Linked DNA regions of Mus musculus: region 2 is linked to region 1. A link is a loop called in an ENCODE intact Hi-C map of the cell type or tissue named here. Cell type or tissue: left cerebral cortex. All regions are shown on one strand. Links, peaks and the distances in the headings refer to the core of each region. The heading gives the core; the rest is flanking DNA.

The links. Hi-C counts contacts between places; a loop is a spot of excess contacts. Peaks named below come from ENCODE experiments on the same cell type or tissue, not always from the same donor. Only the 100,000 strongest peaks of a DNase experiment are listed, where the experiment ranks them.
Region 2: it touches region 1 in a loop (2.7-fold over the local background); 29 of 42 quality-filtered maps call a loop at or near these places.

Annotation. Positions count from the first base shown.
Region 1 is chr2:180,967,145-180,971,535 of GRCm38, forward strand. Arfgap1 (ADP-ribosylation factor GTPase activating protein 1) reads left to right here and starts at 81. Exons shown (of 14, transcript NM_145760.3): 1 at 81-185; 2 at 458-670; 3 at 3,907-3,970. The coding sequence starts at 3,911. In left cerebral cortex, for the core only: no CTCF peak of the experiment used is centred there; a DNase peak (open chromatin) is centred at 2,127; H3K4me3 peaks cover 1,097 bases; H3K27ac peaks cover 553 bases.
Region 2 is chr2:180,908,668-180,913,058 of GRCm38, forward strand. It overlaps Ythdf1 (YTH N6-methyladenosine RNA binding protein 1), which reads right to left. Exons shown (of 5, transcript NM_173761.3): 4 at 2,020-3,540. Among named protein-coding and RNA genes, the nearest start is that of Ythdf1, 10 kb to the right of the region's middle. In left cerebral cortex, for the core only: no CTCF peak of the experiment used is centred there; a DNase peak (open chromatin) is centred at 2,471.

The DNA of each region.
Region 1 (4,391 bases), core at 115-4,114:
TAGACAGACCGGAAAAGAAGCCTCGCCTCGGGCTCGCGCACAGAGGCGGAAGTACCGCCTCGGAGGCCTCCCATGAGCCCTTGCAAAGCGCGACGTAGCCGGAAGCTGCTGGCGGCTGGTGGGGGGATCTGAGCGCCTAGTCCAGCTTGGCACCTCGGCCGGACCCGACCTCCTGGGGGCAGCAGGTGAGTTTGCGGCCAGGACACCGGGCATCCGCGGACCCTCAGTTCCTTGCCCTTCCGGCTCTCAGATCACCCAGTTCCTGGCCCTGTAATCCTCGATTCTGCAGCCCTAGGCCCCTGGTCCCCCAATACCGTGACTGTCCGACGCCCCCGGTCTTCAGCCCTGACTTACTCCCCGGTGCCTCCCGCGTACCTCCCATTTCCCAGCTTCCTGGCCCCGGGTTCTCCAGTCCTTCGACCCGTGACGTTTTTGTTCCTCGGACCCCAAACTCCAGGATCCCAGTGTGCGGCCGTCCAGACCCCCCCTCCCCTGCCTCCCGGCCTGTGAGCTTTACCGCCCTTCAGCCTAGCGGTTGCAGGGACCTACGTGGCCCCTCAGCGCTCTGGTCCCGAGCAGTCTTGGACGCAGACTGGTTCTGCACTGCCCACTTTGTCGGGAAAGGGCCTCAGCCCTTCACTTCGAAAGAAGATTCTGTCCAGAGGTGCCGGTAAGCCAGGTTTTCTAACCTCAGTTTGTTTGATTTTTCCCTTCTTGGTCTCTGAAGTGAGTCCTCTGCGGAAGGAGGAAAAACAAAACATCTCAACAACAGACCCCCACAGGATCAAGCTTCTAAACTTTTTCTCAATTGTACCTGGCAATAGAATATACTGTATTTGCACTCTTAAGGCACCCACAAGTCAGAAGTAATATACACTGTTCCATAGCTGTGCAATGTTTAGAGCATTGAAGCCCTAACTATAGTTCTGGACGAGGTGATGATCTGATATCGTCTGTTCTTCAGAGTGAAGAAGCATAACTTAGACATGGGTTCTTTGTGTTCTCTGAACGGTTTTTGGTCACCCATACTGTGTAGCCTTAGGGCCAAGCTATGTCCCTAGATGTCCCCTTTGACCTCAGATGTACATCACGTCCCATTTAAGAAGCAAATGTTCTCTAGTGTGACATGTAGCTCACTAAAGTTTGAAATCCTTATTTGCTTCATTATCTACTAGGTATGTCTGCCTGAAGGAAGAGTATTTTGTTGTTTTTTTTTTCATTTCAGCTATTAAGAATTCTTAAGGGTGGGTGATATGGATACCAGGTAGGGGTGCTTGCCACAAAGCCTGACTACCTGAGTTTGATCCTGGTACTCACTTGGAGGAAGGAGATACTCAGCTCCCACCTTCTAGGCTTCTAGGCATGCACTTGTGAGCCCACCCAAGAAAGAAATCTTAAAAAAAAAAAAAAAAGGATTCTTGAGGCCTTCTTTAGGCTGGTTAAACTGAGAGATACTTATTTTCATGTTATTAAGCAACATTTAAGATGATTAATTTGAGCAGGGAAGTAAGTGGTGGAGCATGCCTTTGTTCCCCGCACTTGGGAGGCAGAGGCAGGCAGATTTCTGAGTTCGAGGCTAGCCTGGTCTACAGAGTGAGTTCCAGGACAGCCAGGGCTACACAGAAAAACCCTGTCTTGAAAAAACAAAAAACCCCAGACCAAACCCTAACTTCTCTCCAATATCCAAAGTTTACCACACAGGAAGAGTTTCTTAAATCCAAACCAAGTCAGGCATGGTGGCACCACCTTTGATCCCAGCACTTGGGAGGCAGAGGCAGGCAGATCTCTGTGAGTTTTGGGCCAGCCTGGTCTGCACAGTGAGCTATGTGTAGAGACCCTGTCTCAGGCCCGTAGCTGAGAATGTCCTTCTGCTTGGTTTTACTCAGAGATCCAGAGTTGCCTTAGGAGATGCTGGCTTCTTGCCTGTGTTTGCCTCCATTTGTGGTTGTAAGCCTCTGAGGGCAGCCACAGAGCTTTGGACACTGGGATCCAGTACAGAAACGTGCTGTGGTCTTGGTGACGTTCACGTAGCAGCTAGAAAAGAATGCAGAGAGCTTTGGAACTCAGCTCTAGCTGTGTCTCCCCAAATGCTCTTGAGCTGTCTGGGGCAGTTGTGTGCGTGAGTGAATGCCTGGGCTTCTAACTTATGCCTGAGTGAGTCATGCCAGTAACGGAGTCCTACATGCAAAAATCTGCATTTGTGTGCTCACAGTCGTAGGATGCCATTCTAACATGTGATTAATGCAGTAAAAGGAAGGTAGAATGAGCTGGGTGTGGTGCTGCATGCCTTTTCCTTTAATCCGAGCACTCAGGAGGCGAGGCCAGCCTGGTCTACAAAGTGAGTTCCAGGACTGCCAGGGCTATACAGAGAAACCCTGTCTGGGGGAAAAAAAAAAAAAAAAAAAGGAAGGTGGAATGTACTAGGATTTTGTTTCAGACAGCTACAGTAAACAACTATTTCCTAACATCAGACAGACGGGGGCGTCACGCTAAAACACAGAGAGTTTAAGATGTAGGAGGGTTGGTGGGTTGAGAGTCAAGATCTTTACTGAACACTGTGTTTCTGCAGACTTAAATTTAAAGTTAAATACAGGATATACGGCGGAGGCGTTTTGTTTTGACTTTTATGTGAACCTCACATTAATACTCAGCCTACCTCGTGAATAGAGAATGGTCACTTTCAGTCTAACAGCGAGTAGCAAGGTAACTACCCTGAAAACCTGCAGCTTCTGGTCACACGGAGTGTTAGTCTGTTGTTTGTATGTGTGTTGCCCTGTGAATGAGAGGCAACAGCATGAATCCATTGGGATGGATGACCACACCTGACTGGGGGGCTAGAGGCCCAGGTCCTGCATCCAGACCCCTCAGTGCTGGTGTGTGCCATACCACTGGGATTAGTTTATGTCCAACCTTGTGGTTGGCACAGTTTGGGTTTATTTTCCTAGTCCTGAATTAAATGACCCACCAGTTAGTTAAAAGTCAAACATTGCTGAAACTGGCAGATACAGAGAAATGAATAGGGTTTAGGGAGACAGTTCTGTAGGTGAGAGCACTTTCTGTGTTCAAATCTTTAGTACCTACATAAAAGCCAGGCATGACTGCACGTGTGTCTATAACCTCGACTTTGGAAGATGGAGATAAGAAGATCCTGCGAGCTTGCTCCCAGCCTCAGTATCCCAAGGGAATAGGTTAGAAATCTATAGAAGACAATCTGTGTCCTCCTCTGGACTCCACACGTGTGTACACAGGCACACATGAAAAGAAGGAAGGGGGAGACATGTACAGGAAATGAGATTTTCATTTTAGCTGAGCCTCATTGCTGTCCTCACCAATGGCCCTAGGCAGGTGGTCTGCATTTATTATTATGTCCTATGTCTGCATTACTCACGTTTATCTGTCCAGATGTCCTCATAGAGGACCCATTTATAGGCTATCTTAACACCATTGCCAGGGATACTTCCTTGCCCCTTGCTGCAGTCTGAGGGCTTCCTACTTCCTACCCCGACTTGGAGAGCTGGGAGAGAGGAAGTGCAGAGTATCCTCTTCTCATCAGGGCACTGCTCTTTCGTGTGGGGGAAAAGATTGAGCAGCCAATCTTCATGGGTTTAATAAGGCTACTCCTTGTGAGTTTTACTACAAATGACAGCTTTTTATCAGTTATTCTGCTTGGTGGCACATAATGGCTAAACCTGTACTCTGTGGCGTTCCTCACTACTTGACTGCTAGTTGTGCCCTAAGGTGTCCTTCCTCATTGAGAAGAGCCTCCTTGGTAAATGGCTCCTGTACTGTGCAAGGCCACCACTGTTAGATCTTAGGAAGAAAGTATTACGTAATGTTATTGCACTGCTAGTTCATTTTCTTCCTTGCAGAGTAACTTGTCGTAAGGGCTTGTTTTCCTCCTTGCAGCACCATGGCCAGCCCAAGAACCAGGAAAGTTCTTAAGGAAGTCCGGGCACAGGATGAGAATAATGTGAGTATGACCTTTGGGCTGATGAGCGTCTTGGTGTCACATGCAGCTGTGGCTGTGTCCCTCCTTGGAGAGACTGATCATGGCACAGGGGAGCAGCTAGCAGCTAGTAGTTCCTGGTGCTCACTAGTGTGGCTTGGGGAGTGGGATTTCTGTTGCATCGCTCAGGTTGTGCTAAGGATGCTTGGTCTGCTTTCTAAATACATTTCTCATCAGAGGTTCTGTATCTTCATGCCAGTTCCTGGGCAGCTACTGCCACCTCCAGAACAGTCTGAACTCACATCCTTTGACCAACCTGAACAGCCTTATTAAGCTTATGGGTACTAGCCCTTTAGTTAGTCTGTGCACATGTGGTCCACCGCTCTTCTGCATTCTTTTGGGGCATCTCTTTTTGTCTTCGGGGTCCTAATCCTGCCCTGAGCTG
Region 2 (4,391 bases), core at 116-4,115, 58 kb before region 1:
CAAGTTTATAATGTAAGTTTTAAGATGGTAGAATTAGGAGCTAACACTTTTCTTGCCAAAGACCTGGATTTCATTCTGAGCATATACATCTCTAACTGCAGGTTCCAGGTGGATCTAATACCTTCATCTGTCTTTTGCAAGTATCTGCATGCATAAGATGCATGTGAACTCATGAAGGCACACAAAAAAAACTTAAAAGAGTTAAAAAAAAAACAGTAAGAAAAAGTTTTAAAACAATTGGGATTTTAAAGATACAAGCAGATGAGGGGCAGAATTTTATTTATCCCTAAGCCTATCACCAATCTCTGAGAGCTAGTATATTTTTAAAGAACCGAACAGTCTCTTGTTTTCTGAGATATTATTTATTTGTATGCTTGTGTTTTACCAGTATATATAGGTCTATGTACTGCATGAGTGTAGTGCCCTTGGAGGCTAAAGAGGGTGTCAGATCTCGTGAGACAGGAGTTACAGACAACTGCTGTCATATGGGTACTGGGAATCAAATCCAGGTCCTTGGGAATACCAGTCAATCACTGAGCCATCTCTCCGGCTCCACCCACTGCATTTTAATGGAACTCTTAAAAATTCAGTATTTAAAAGAAAACTATGCATGAACACAAACAGCTCTAGCTACTAGACAAAAGTAGTACCCAAGTTTCATTCACTATCCTTGCTCTAATGGAGGCAGACACTGCACTAACAGTACTGTGCTAACACAGTGGTCCCAGGTGGTTTCATCTATAAATGCTCTAGGTATCTTCAGTTTGCATAAATATACATATGATGATACTAGCAAAACAAAATCACTAACAACTATTTCTAAGAACACAAGCCACTTTTATGGAATGCCTATTATTTATACCCAAAAAGCTAAACCTACAGAATTTCAGTTACTGGAAATAAATGCCATCTCTTTCTTAATGTTTTATTAGTACCTGTGATAAGGGTAACTTAATGGTACTTGCAACAACATTACTACCTTGCTTTCTCCACATCTCCTTCCTCAAAATGCTTAATTATTCATATGAGCAAGTTACCTAACTCGGGACAAAAAGATTGGAAGCCAATCCAACAAACATTTCAAGAAAAGAAACGACAATCTCAGGATGAATACTCTTTGAGTAATAAAGGCTTCAAAATATACATTAAGATCTGTCTCAAAAAAAAAAAAAAAAAAAAAAAAAGTCAAAGCCGGGCGTGGTGGCGCACAGCTTTAATCCCAGCACTTGGGAGGCAGAGGCAGGCGGATTTCTGAGTTCAAGGCCAGCCTAGTCTACAGAGTGAGTTCCAGGACAGCCAGGGCTACAAAGAGAAATCCTGTCTCCAAAAACCAAACAACAACAAAAAAGAACTGTCTCATTTCTGAAAACCATTTGTTATGAAGACCAGATGGCTTCAGTTAAAAATATCTCCAGCCAAATGGACCTAACCATATAACCATTAATTTCAAAATATCTGGATCCCAAGTCAACTCCTTATCACCCCTGCCTCAACACACCATTCTCTTTAGTACTTAAATGATGTAAGTTTAAGTTCTCCCAAACTGCAGGCCTTCTAAGTTCCTAAAGATCAACAGGAAGTGACTGTTAGACCCAGAGCTTCCAACTGCTATGTGGAAGCATAAATCCTTGGGCAGGTGGGACATCACAGTGCAGCCAATGCTACCTCATGGCTGTTCTCCCTGGGCCACAAACACTGATTTCTAAGTGTGCTTAAATGGACAGACAATACAGAGAATAGTTTCCACACATTCTCACTCTCTGTTCTCATGTACACAGGGTCCAGATTACCATATTTTGTAACGGGAGTAAGTTTCATTTACATTCACTCAAAACACCACACTACTGGCTCATCCCAGTGATGTGATAGCTAAGTTATGAGATGCCACCTGTACTGTTTCAACTTAATCTGCACTGACTAAGGCCAGTCAGGAAAATGCCACTAGACCAACAGACTGTCCATTATACTCCAGCCTGCTGTGCAGGTCACCTGTGTAAGAGGTACCTAAGAACAACTCACCTTACGCACCACCTCCTCTTCCTCCTGGCGCTTCTCATAATGAGAAAAGTCGTCAAAGATAGAGGTTGTGTGCTTATAGGAAGCGATAATCTTCAGCACTTGTTTTGCTTTTTCTAAGGGCACCTCCTGTGTATCACGGGAGTTTGTGACAGGTTTGTTGTCGTTATTCTCCAGTCTGATGTGCCGCAGCTGGTTGTTGGGCACATCCTTCACAAAAATCCACTTCACATCAAACTTTCCCTTCCACTTGTCCTGAGACCAGACCCCAGCGCTGGTGCCGTAGTCCACAGGGGACTTCATCTCTGCCACCCCACAGAAATGTCCACTCCCATTGACACTGAAGAGGAGATAAACAGGCCCCTTGCTGCTCATGGAGCGGAAGGCGCCGTCCAGGCGCTTGTTGCCGTGTTCAGTACTACACCAGATGGAGTACTTGATGGAGCGGTGGATGTCGTCCTCAGAATAGCTCTTGATGATGAACACCCGCCCACTCTTAAGATTCCAGTCGAACTCTTTAGGGTTATAGCTGTGGGCAGCTTTCAGTTTCTCCAGGACAGGGTGGGATTCTACACTCGGGGCAGAAGTAGGTTGGGCATTTCCAACAGAGTTACTGTCACTGTTGGCCCCTCCACTCTGCCCAAATGCTGCATTTCTGTTTCGAGGAGCCACCCAGCGGGGTTGAAGTGGCTGCTGAGGGCTCTGATACTGTGGCTGGACCAAAGGTGGGGGCTGAACAGGGAGAGGTTGAGCTACCTGCTGGGGCTGTGGGGCAGCCTGGGGGGATGGTGTCTGCTGGGGGGCGGAGGCCTTTGGAGCAGGGCCCTTGTTATCCCAAGTACCAATGTCCATGTTATGCTTGATAGGGGGAGGAGGCAGTGCACCCCCAACTATCGGCCCACTCTTTGTTTTCATCTTAGGCTGTGGTTTTGCAGGCTTGCTAGCAATGGCTGCCCATGAAGTTGGTTTTGAAACTGGCATGTTTACATTTGTCCCACCATTGCCAGAAAGGACACCAGTCAGTGCCACACTGTTGACAACTGAACCCACCGTCTTAACTGCAGAGGTGGTAACATCCCCAATCTTCAGGCCAACCATGCCCTGCTCCAGACTGTTCATCCCAGGGGCCTTGTTGAGGGAGTCACTGTGAAAACCTGTCTGCCCATCAACAACTGTGCCACCAAGGGAGCTAGGTGGGTAAGTGTAACTGCTCCCATAGGCTGAGCTCTGAGTCTGCTGCCCCTGAGAACCACTTGTCCCCCATGCTGAGAATGCAGGGTTTTCAGGGAAAAAATTAAACCTGTGCTGGTAAATGTTGTTCCCCAGACCCCCAGGCTGCCCAAAAACAGCATCATGCATGAAGTGATGGTCTCCATTACTAAGTTGTCCATAGGTAGTGAGATACGGGATGGGAGGGTCCCCTGCAGTGGACCATGGTGCCTCGCTGAGGGAGTAAGGAAATCCAATGGATGGTGGATAGTAACTGGACAGGTAAGGATCACTCATCGAGGGGTAACTGTTACTCTGTGAAAATAAACAAGTGATGAATTAGACAACTGTCAGACAGCTCAGCATGCTGACCACCTCATACACAGGTGCAGAAACCAGCCTAATATAATATAGCACACAATTATTTCTTCCTAAATGACAGATATGGCCACCAATGTCAAAACAAAAGTCATTAGTAACAAATGCAAACCAGACTGCTGTCTCAAAGCACAAAGCCTGCTTTGTAATGATCTGAACTCAGGTGAAATGACCCAGTCAAACCACCCTTCTGCCGTCACCATCTGAGGAATCCAACCCAGTCCTGCAGTAGGAATATTTACAACAAACACTGATAGCACAGCAGAGCACGAGGACAGCCTTAACAATGCACTAAGATGACTCTGACAGTCAATAAGACCAGCAGACTCCAGCTCACTGACCTAACACACACCTAGGCACTGGTATTCAATGTCACCTTCAAGACTCTCCTACACAATATTCCTGATAGCTACCCCAGCTGGGTTTTTCTAGGGTCTGCTCTTCACATTTCATGGTTTCCTGAGCACACTTATGGGTGCTCAGAGCGGAGCACAGGCTCCTCTGCTGTGCCTTTACCAGTATCGAGTCCATGGAGTGAGTTCTTAACCCCTGCTGATACCAGAAGACCCACTTTAGTAAAGTCTTCCTAAGCCCCAACTCCACCCATAGCAGAAGCTTCTAAGAGGGGCAAAAAGATAGGAGGGTGGAATGCTTCACCATCCTGACCTGGTAGCCTCACTATACCTCTAAGGAGTTTCCTAGCCTGTAGGTGTAGACTGCAGAGTTGGAAGCTCTAGGAAACCATCCTTTGGAGAGACACTCAGCCAAGGTTTGGTGAGAATTAGGCA